2 separate regions of the Homo sapiens genome follow, and region 1 is linked to region 2. Evidence: chromatin loops called from intact Hi-C (ENCODE). Cell type or tissue: ascending aorta. All regions are shown on one strand. Links, peaks and the distances in the headings refer to the core of each region. The heading gives the core; the rest is flanking DNA.

Region 1 (5,377 bases), core at 277-5,276, 300 kb before region 2:
GAATACATGGACAGTAAGGAAGATCTGCCCTCACCCAGGGTGAGCAGGTGTCATTGTTAGTTGAGGCCCGGATAGAACAAAAAGGCAGAAGAGAGGCCAATTCTCTCTCTTCTGGAGCTGGGCACCCATCTTCTCCTGCCCTTGGACATCAGAACTCTGGGTTCTCTGGCCTTCAGATTCAGGGACTTGTACCACTAGCCCCTTGGGCTCTCCAGCCGCTGGCCTTGGACCCAGTTACACTTCAGGAGTCCTGAGTTCCCAGGCTTGCAGGCGGCAGATCATGGAACTCCTCAGCCTCTATAATCCTATGAGCCACTTCCCATAATAAATCTAAGCAGCATCCAGCCTTGCGCAAGTCCACAGTGAGTGTCTGGAAACAGATAGCAACGACTACTTCAGGTGGTTTTGCTCTACTGTGTTTTAAACTCTTGAGGGCAGGAAATATTTATATCTCATTCCTAGCACAATCCTTTATATGTACTTAATGCCAAATAATTTCTTGGGTAAATAGAGTAACAAATAGCGAGGTGTTTTTCACTGAACTGGTTATAATTTCGCTCAATCAATGGAACTCTCTTGTTAGCAACAGCCTCAGTGCTGAGATTCTGTGATGGAGCCTCCAAGACGTCTTCCTCTTTAGAGACCATTAGGAGATGTGGGTGGGCAGAGTCCACAGTGTGCACCTCATGCAAGATGCTTAGCCTCCCTTGGGCCATCATGGGGTGATGGTGGGCTTTAATGAGAAATGTCTTTCAAGAGTATTTTTTGGGCTGGGTGCGGTGGCTCGCTCATGCCTGTAATCCCAGCACTTTGGGAGATAGAGGCGGGCAGATCACCAGAGGTCAGGAGTTCGAGACCAGCCTGGCCAACATGGCAAAACTCTTTCTCTACTAAAAAATGCAAAAATTAGTTGGGTGTAGTGGTGCACGCCTGTAATCTCAGTTACTCAGGAGGCTGAGGCTGGAGAGTCACTTGAACCTGGGAGGCAGAGGTTGCAGAGAGCCAAGATCATGCCACTGCACTCTAGCCTGGGAGACAGAGTGAGACTCTGTCTCAAAAAAAAAAAAAAAACAACAACCCATAACCATTGTAAGAAATCAAGAAAACCTATTTACTTTACAGCATGTGGACTTCAGTGCAGCCTTACCATACGAATTGGGTAGATTCAGTAACCATTGTTAGCTGATTTAAAAACATAAGGCAGACAGTTTGGAGATCACAGGCAGGATTACTTAGTGTTCAGTGCCTTTCTCAAAGTTGCATTAGTTGAAAGTAAAAATCAACCGACAAGCTACACACCACATAACATAAACATCCAAAGTCGTCCTTCTTTCCAAACCACTCAGCCAGTCCTGGCACTTAACTGGTGAATTAACTGCCTGCTCCATTTTTACAAACGCAGGAAGGACGTTATGAACCTGGGACTCAGCCGCCACACCTCCATAGAGCTGTGTTTCGTTGAAAGGATATGTCAGGAGTCTAGACACAGTATGTGGATAAATATGGGAGAGATTGTTTCAAACCCTAAAGAATTGAATCAAACAGTAAATGGATTAAAGAACCTCAAGCCCCATACTGTGGCACTGCCCCTTCAGGCCAGCAGCATCCAGGGAGTCGGCCAGAAGCACAGACGTGACTCCACGAGGGCCCTGATCCCAAGGTTTGACAGGGAAGGCTGGCTCCTTCTCCCTGAGGCCTGTGACAGTGAGGAAGGAAAAACATTCCCAGACCAGGACTTGTTCAAATGAAGAGCTCCTTAAATACACCCTGCAGTGATGGCCCCAGGACACAATGGCAGAAAATCCTGCTGTAAGGAGTTACAGTGCACAAGGTCACCAATCTGGGGCACCCAGTTTTCGGATATAGGAAAAGTCTGCTCAAACCAGAATAGGACTGAACTCCAAACAGCGGCTAAAATAAATAAATAAATATGGACTTGTGTAGCCCCAAGTAACCCAACATCAGACAGGAAGGAAATGAGAAAGGCAGGTCCATGTAGAAGCTTTCTAATACATTTGGTGGAGTATTTTTAGTACTTAATTAATATGGGCAGTATCGCCATGAGACCAGCGATGATAAGATTTTATAATTCTCAATTTAACCATGGAATGCACTGAGGACCAGAGCCAGATTAACTGATTTCTACAAGTTTCTCACTGAGTCAGCACTACAGCCAGAAATAGAAATGAGGTCAGCCTCCACCATAGTCCCTGTTTTTTCTGGGTCACTAGAGCAAGCCGGTTCCCAGCAGAACATCAAACAATTCACCAACTTCATGTCAGCCCAAGGTACCGACCCTTCTATGTCCATTTCACAGATAGGGAAATTAAGATTCCGATGCTTAACTGACTTGTCGTACGTCACTGGGTGACCCCTCGTGCTGCTGGGAACAGAACACAGAAATCCAAATTCCCAGACCTTGCTTTTACCGCAAGAACACATTCTTTCCCAAATGTCACCAGAAAGTTTAAGCAATCTGTGTATCCCCAGAGCTTTGAAATGAAGGAGCTAAGAAGGAAGTGACTCCTCCATGGACATGGTTCTTGCCATTCCCCACATATTTTTTTAACGTTCTTAATCTTTTGTCCAGATAAAAGTGCACACGAATAATCTAATACTCTGTACCCTGTCCAAGGTTATTATGGGAACCAGAGCAGAGCAAACGGACAGAATAAGCACTTAAACAGCTATACAGTTAGCTGGCGACCAGCATGCAGTATGGGGCCAAATTATTCCTCCAAGATTTTAGCACATTTCCACCAGGATTGTAAGAAGAGCAAAGAGCTGGACATGTTGTGCAAAGGTTATTGGAGCTAGCAGGGTCCAAGCCAGACTTTGCAGCTGCAACTGGCAATGCTACTAACGTGACCACAGTGACCCCCCACTTCCACTGGAGCTCAAGGCAGAATGTGCACAGTTAGAGTCAGGGAGCAACAGGACCCTCGATCATCTGTTTCCCATGGTGTGCTCAAGGCAAGGTCCAAAAATCCATGGCGGCCACAGACTTCATGTCAGGCAAAAATGAAAACCACAACCATTGTCTGTCACAGCAAAGACTATTTAAAATGGAAGAAAGAAACGAGAAACTTGAAAAATACTACACAGAAAGTTTTCGTGCAGCTGAACCTTGTGCTCTCATTCCTGAACATCAGTGCAATGCAGAGCACTGATCAAAAAAGGAAAATCATACGCCAAAGCCGGAGATGACTACTGCTGTGTCCCCAAATGATGAAATTCAGAATTTGTGGAGGGAGAACAAAGTGCCATTGTCTATAAAGATGAAAGAATACAACATGGAGAATAATCTTAGCACCAAAATTAGGCATTGTAAATTAGGCATGAAATAGGGTTTCATGCATGGAGCAACTTAAAATTCTTGCTTAATGCATTATCTAAAGCAAGCATATACTTTTTAAAAAATCCTTAAAATGCGTGGATAGAAAGTCATTTTATAATACCCAATTATTTCCCTTCCTCTTCCAATGCTTGTAGAAACAAGTTCATGATTCAGGAAAGCAAATACTCTAATAAGCTTCCGTCATAGCTAAGTCAGAAATTCAAATACAAATCAAATACCCAGGACAGCTGAAGTTAAAATAGCATGAAGCTTCTAAATGTGGGGGGAAAATATAATTACCAACAACAAAAACTGATGTTAACACAAAATATACCTAGAATAAGCAGTCATCAAAATTCTTACTGTCAAAGGCCTGTTTCAGTGGCTGACATGGAATCCATATCTTTAAATCAAAATTTTAATGGATTTTTCCAATCTGAAATATTAGGATCACGGATCTTCACAATGGACTGAAGCACACACAGAGATGCTGCCAGCTCTCGGGGGCTTCCTCTACGCACGGAATGAGTACGGGTACCGGGTTTGGTACTGAGCACTGAGTGTACTGGGTATGGCAGCCTCCATGTGCTGGGTGCATCCAAGGGAAACAAGCAATGCTTATCAGGGAAACTGCAATTCCTTCTCCACCTCAACCCTGTAACTTCTTCACAGGCAATGAAATTGTTTTATTCATTCATGGTGTTTGAATTCAATAAAATGTCATGGGATGCTGAACTAGCCAATTGCATAACATGACGCTCAGCATGAGGTAGGATTCCACATACGAATCCTAAAAACTTTAAGAGGTAGTGAAAGGTTACTGGGCAGGACAGGACCCCCGTCGCCTTTGCAGTCCAAGCATTCTAGGCACCATTCCAGACTGGCTGGAGTCCGCAGCAGTGGCTGAGAGGTGCAGGGCAAGCTGCGTTCGGGACCACGATGGCCCTGCTGCTGCTTTCTGTCATCTAGCGCCTCGAGATTTCCATTTACGAGCAGACTGCAAATCATTCAGGGAATGAAAGCCCTCACATTTGAAGCCAGAGCTCACCAAGTATCCAGTGAAAGGGAAATGATGTCAAGGATGGGTCACAGTCAGTGGGTGACTGCAGAACTCTTTCCGAAATTCCACAAGGCCAACTCCTTGAGCCCAACCACCATCAGAAGAGACATCAGAAGAGACATCTGCAGGACCATTTCCTGAATGCCGCCGCTGGGAAAGGGGTGGGAAAGCTGCGGTGGGTGCCGCGGGGTCATGGAAAACTCTGTGGCGAGGCCCCGCCGGGAGCTCCCTCCACACCATGAGGCTTGACGTCAGGGCAGGAATACTGCCACCACAGTTTGAGGGGGGACAGATGCAAGGAGATCCCCTAGAGGGTCTGCTTTGCCTAAGAGGAAGGCGTGAGTGCTCACTCTCCTTTGCTCTATGAGACATACAACTGAACTCTTAAAAGGATGTATATGTGTTCACTAGAAGTATGTGAATGAAATTTAACAGTGTGGATTGTTGCACTTAGCAGCTACATTTATCATTACTATTATTTCTTGCATTTAAATATTTAACATTAAAGCAGCAAAGATTAAACCAATCATGCATAAAAAGCGTGGCTGCAAATCTGTATCTTCTTCCCGAAATTCTCATTTTCTCCCTCCAGCCCAGACGTCTAGCTTGAGACAGTGAATATCAGGAAATGTGTGCAGTGGCCCTCCATCAACTATGTGGGTATACGCAAGAGCTTGAGCAGCACATACAGACGCACCTCAGCTTATGATGGGGTATGTCCCAATAAGCCCATTGTAAGTTGAAAATATATATATATATGTATATATATATATATGTGTATATATATGTATATATATGTATATACATATGTGTATATATATGTGTGTATATATATGTATATACATATGTGTATATATGCGTATATATGTATATATATGCGTATATATGTGTATATATGTATATATGTGTATATATGTATATATATGTATGTATGTATATATGTGTATATATATGTATATATGTGTGTGTATATATGTATA
Region 2 (5,377 bases), core at 100-5,099:
GCAGGCACAGAGGAGGCTGAGTGCAGGCGGCACATGTATGTGCAGGGTCTCTGCTGTGCGTGCAGGGTCTTGGCTATGCATGCAGGGTCTCGGCTGTGCACACGTGCAGGGTCTCGGCTGTGCGTGCGTGCAGGGTCTCAGCTGTGCGTGCATGCAGGGTCTCAGCTGTGTGAGCAGGGTCTCAGCTGTGCGTGTGTGCAGGGTCTCGACTGTGTATGCAGGGTCTCAGCTGTGTGAGCAGGGTCTCAGCTGTGCATGTGTGCAGGGTCTCTGCTGTGCGTGCAGGGTCTCTGCTGTGCGTGCAGGGTCTTGGCTATGCATGCAGGGTCTCGGCTGTGCGCACGTGCAGGGTCTCAGCTGTGCGTGCATGCAGGGTCTCAGCTGTGTGAGCAAGGTCTCAGCTGTGCGTGTGTGCAGGGTCTCAGCTGTGTGAGCAGGGTCTCAGCTGTGCGTCCACCCACCACACCCATCCTCTCTGTCCTGTTTCGACAATGAGGCTCGAAAGATCCAGCTCTGTGAAGTGGGAGGATGGAAGACCCCTGCACACTGTGGAGAAGAGTCTGTGCTTCTAATAAGGGCATGTAAGAGGACGAGGGCACCGGCCACTCTGCCTGGCCACAGAAGGGAAGATACGACCTGGACTCCACCAACCAGGGCTGGGAGGATCTGTGCCTTTGAAATCCTCCAAACACCTGGAGGCCACACCACGGCACTCCCACCAGGGTCTCTGGGGCCCGGGTCCCACTCTTCTTCCTTCTTCAGAGGTTTGTGGTCATTGCTCAGGAGGGACTCAGCCTGGTTAGAGTCTCCCAGGAGCACGGAGTGAAGGCCGAGCTCAGAGCCATTGCCCCTTCTCTCTGGAAGACAGGCACCATCTCCATGTCTCATGGGGTCTGTCTCATGGGCCTTGAGCAGCAGCTCACCTCTGCCGGAGGGATCCATGTGCTGGGAGCACCCGTGTGCTATGGGGATCCGTGTGCTAGGGGGACCCGTGTGCTGGAGGGACCCGTATACTAGGGAGATCTGTGTGCTGGGGGAGGGGGAACCCGTGTGCTGGTGGTATCCGTGTGCTGGGGGGATCCGTGTGCTGGGGGGGAGCCGTGTGCTGGAGGGACCTGTGTGCTGGAGGGACCTACGTGCTGGGGGGATCCATGTACTGGGGAGACCCGTGTGCTGGGGAGATCCGTGTGCTGGGGAGGGAAGCCGTGTGCCGGGGAGGGAACCCGTGTGCTGGGGAGAACCTGTGTGCTGGGGGGACCTATGTGCTGGGGGGATCCATGTGCTGGTGGTATCCATGTACTGGGGGAATCCACGTGCTGGGGAGAGAACCCGTGTGCTGGGGAGGGAACCCGTGTGCTGGGGAGAACCTGGGTGCTGGGGGGACCCATGTGCTGGCGGAACCCGTGTGCTGGGGAGGGAACCCGTGTGCTGGGGAGATCCGTGTGCTGGTGGGGGAGCCCGTGTGCTGGGGGTATCCATGTGCTGGGGGGGGCCCATGTACTGGGGGGCACCCGTGTGCTGGGGTGATCTATGTGCTGGGAACATTCATGTGAGGTTGTTTTCCTGGCACAGCAGGGCTGTTTAAACCAGGAAGTTGGGTCCAGAAATGGCAACGTCATACTCTTTAAGAAACTAGGCCTGGGAGCCTGGGGAAGGGGACATTCTGACTGACAGCACCCAGATTACCACATACCCAACCCCAGGACTCCCTGACACCACTGCCAGGCACGAGGCTTTAAGGGCACTAGGAAATACCTGGTTATGAGGTGTCATTGAGGAAAGGGTTCTCATCTGCATGGGGACATGGACAGCTGGAAAGTGCAGAAGGGAGCTCCAAGACCACACACAGCCATGAACCCTGGACCGTCACTTGCTCATCTCCTCCCTGGAGTGGCCGCTTTGTACAAAGGAAAGACGGATGCTCGAGGTCACGAGCTCAAACCCACACCCAGTGGGGAAATCTGCGCCAACAGCTGAGTTGCCCAACCGAGGGATTTCAAGCTTTCCAAGAACTGACGTGGTTTCTGGAAGGAAACAGAGGCCACATGAGATGAGGGTGGGGGAGTAGGACCCAAGACCAGGCTCCCCAGCGAGGAGCCAGGCTGGTATCCAAGGTCCACTTGGAATGCAGCCCAGGACACAGGGTGCCAGGGGGCCTGTGGCGGCACTGTCATTGAAACTGTCCCAATAGCTCAGCTCCAGGAAGGGCCGTGGAGAGTGCTCAGTGAGATGTGCTGAATTAATGAGCCCCTCATGCCCTTACAAAAGCACTTGTAAGGGCAGCTGGAAGTTGCTAGCATAGGAGAGACTGCAGCGCCGACTGCCCAGAGGAACTCATTTAAAAGGAGCCCACAGGGATGCTTATTTTTAGGACAACACATATAGGATGAAATGCTTAAACAGAGTTGATGGAGAATGTGCCACCCATGGGCACCATCCCCGGAGCACGCGGCCACTCGAGGAAACAAGCTGTTGGGTGCCCGGAGCAGATGGGAAATCGAATCCAAGACTGTTCAGGAAGAACGGGCCTCAGGCATTCATACAGCCCTCCCTGCCTTCAAGCACCAACTGCAAAAACAGTGCCATATGATACTTTCTCTCCCTTCACAGCCTTCAAAGAAAGACTCTGGCCAGGGCCAGAGCTCATGCTTATGATCCCCGCACTTTGGGAGGCTGAGGCAGGAGGATTGCGTGAGCCCAGGAGTTCCAGACCAGCCTGGGAAACACAGCAAGACCTCATCTCTACAAAAAATAAAAATAAAAAATTAGCTAGGCATACTGACACACCCCTGTAGTCCCAGCTACTCGGGTGACTGAGGTGGGTGGATCACTTGTGTTCAGGAGTTCGAGGCTGCAGTGAGTGAGCTGAGATTGTGCTACTGCACTCCAGCCTGGGCAACAGAGTGAGACTCTGTCTCAAAAAAAAAAAAAAAAAAGATTCCAAGGTCTCTTTGATTAGCCTATTTCCTAGATGGGTCACTAGCAAAGATACACATTATAGAAAATAAATATAACTTCTGTCCCTACAGTGGTATATTCAACCAAGTCAATAAAAAGTCACGAGTCAGGCTGATTTGCGTTCACTTCTCAATGGGCTGCTGTTGCGAAACTGAAGTTTTAAACTCCGAAACCACATCTCAGGGGAGCTGAGGACCTGCAATCGCAGGGGTTGCCTCAGTGCTTCCTCCTGGGGTTCAAGCTCCCTTCCTTGCCTGAAAGCACTCACTCCACAGGAGCGGAGAAGTTAGGCCTGCAGCAGCCCAGAAACCGGAGAGCACAGGCCTTCAGCAAATTATGAACAGCTCCCCAGAAAACAGAGCACCCTGTAATCCCAGCATGTTGGGAGGCTGAGTAGGGAGGATTGCTTGAGTTCAAGGGTTTGAGACCAGCCTGGGCAACATGGCAAAACCCCAACTCTACCAAAAAAAAAAAAATTATTGGGGCATGGTGGCACATGCCTGTAATCCCAGCATGTTGGGAGGCTGAGTCGGGAGGATTGCTTGAACCCGGAGGTACAGTCTGCAGTGAGCTAAGATCACGCCACTGCACTCCAACCTGGTGACAGAGCAAGACCCTATCACAAAAAAAAAAAAAAAAAAGAAAGAAAACAGCACTTATGAAACCCACTGCCCAGTGCCATCTGCCCCACATTGCCTCCCAACAAACAGCCCCGACCCCAGCCTGCTTTCGTTCAGTCACATTTCTGGGAAAACAAATCTGCTGTCTCCTGGCACCTCTGTCTGACATCTTCCAATAAAGCAGCCACCCCACGGCCAGCAGCAGCAGACCCGAAGGGGGTTTCTGACTCAGAGACCTGGGTGCTCAGATGCCCCAGACTTCAGCAGAACCAGAGCTTTAAGCTTTGCTACTATTATTGGAATTCAAGTCATCAAGAAAACTAGACAGATGGGCCAATCTAAATATTCTGCAATTGGTAAGGATTTCACAGAGCTTCCGCACAAAGAGAGACGTATCTCAAGTTCACAGCCATCTCCCCAGCGCCCCCCACCCTACCCCACAGAGAGTCCCTGGGACTGGGGGTGCAAATGAAGTCAGTTCAGTCTCAATACCTAAGTTGTTCCAAAAATCCTCTTTAATAATACATGTAGCCAACATTGCTGCAATCAGTATAAAAACAAAGTTATTCCTGATTTTGTATAAATGAACACGTCGAGAGTCAGGATTATAAAGCATCAAGATACAAGTACCAAGTGGGAGGACCAAAGACAACTCACAGTGAAGAGAAACGCTTGAGAACAAGAAATGTCAGAGTTGTAGGACGTGGTAACAACCCAGGGTGCTGAAACGGTCAGAGGTGCAGGTGCAGACGCAGGCTTCTGCCTCTGCAAGGGCAAGGGGGCCGTTGGTGGCTGGCTGCAAAGGACCAGTGCCAGGCAGCGGGGCAGAGAGCACCAGGGGTCTCGACTCTGCAGATTGGGCTTTGCAGAGGATTCCTGTTTCCCACCTCCCCACCCCTCTGACAGAGACTGAGGAGACCACACACGTTGACCTCCTCTTCATAGCCAGCCATCATTTCCACTCCAACATTCTGCTGCGGGTGTCATTCTGGAAAATAATTCCTTGCTGTTCCTTGCTCCTTTCAGATCACAGCTTGCCTGGTCAGACCCCTTCCCAACATGCACAGTCTGAGTCCAGGAGGCCCTCGAAAGTCAGGCACAACACCCAGATCTGGTCCTCTTGGGTGGCTTATGACTGGATATATCCACTGTGTGTGACGGCCTCTCAGCTCTCTGCTGTAAGATCATTGGCACCACCAGGTCAAAGAGGGTCTCAAACAGGAGGTCCACATTGTAGCCGGTCTTGGCGCTGGTCTCAAAGCACATTTGCTCAGCGGCCGGCACATCCTGCTCATCCAGCATCTTGTACTTGAGGATCTTTTTATAAAGGGCCACCGCATCCTCCAGCTGCACCTGCTTAGGTGCCCTTGGGGAGACACGGTCCCCAGCGTCCATATTGGGACTGCACTCTTCCTTCTCCTGGCCCGCCAAGGCCCCCTCCTCAGTGAGGTCCACTTTGTTCCCCACGATGGCAAAGAGGCAGTCTTTGCTGGCTGTGTCTGTCAGGCCCAGGAACCGGTCCTCCAGCTCCACCAGGCTCTGCCGGTGATTCACATCATAGGTGAGGATGATGGCGGCCGCCCCCCGGCAGTACATGGAGCCCAGGCCGTGGAACTGCTCCCGCCCTGGTGGGAAGAGAGGGACAGAAAGAGTGGTTATCTCTCATCTCAGAACATAGCCACCAGCCACACTGCAAGGGAACGTCCCACAGGGATGTTTATTTTTAGGGCAACACACACAGGATGAAATGCTTAAACATAGTTGATGGAGAATGTGCCACCCATGGGCACCATCCCCAA

Evidence for each region. Peaks named below come from ENCODE experiments on the same cell type or tissue, not always from the same donor. Only the 100,000 strongest peaks of a DNase experiment are listed, where the experiment ranks them.
Region 1: it touches region 2 in a loop (2.4-fold over the local background); 2 of 110 quality-filtered maps call a loop at or near these places.

The regions. Positions count from the first base shown.
Region 1 is chr13:110,214,506-110,219,882 of GRCh38, forward strand. All of the region lies in intron 2 of COL4A1 (collagen type IV alpha 1 chain), which reads right to left. Among named protein-coding and RNA genes, the nearest start is that of LINC03082, 88 kb to the left of the region's middle. In ascending aorta, for the core only: no CTCF peak of the experiment used is centred there; DNase peaks (open chromatin) are centred at 2,226 and 4,278; H3K4me3 peaks cover 1,256 bases; H3K27ac peaks cover 4,728 bases.
Region 2 is chr13:110,518,995-110,524,371 of GRCh38, forward strand. RAB20 (RAB20, member RAS oncogene family) reads right to left here. Exons shown (of 2, transcript NM_017817.3): 2 at 4,072-5,203. The coding sequence ends at 4,671. Among named protein-coding and RNA genes, the nearest start is that of COL4A2-AS1, 14 kb to the left of the region's middle. RefSeq lists an enhancer at 2,862-2,941. In ascending aorta, for the core only: no CTCF peak of the experiment used is centred there; DNase peaks (open chromatin) are centred at 2,117 and 3,764; H3K4me3 peaks cover 1,108 bases; H3K27ac peaks cover 4,663 bases.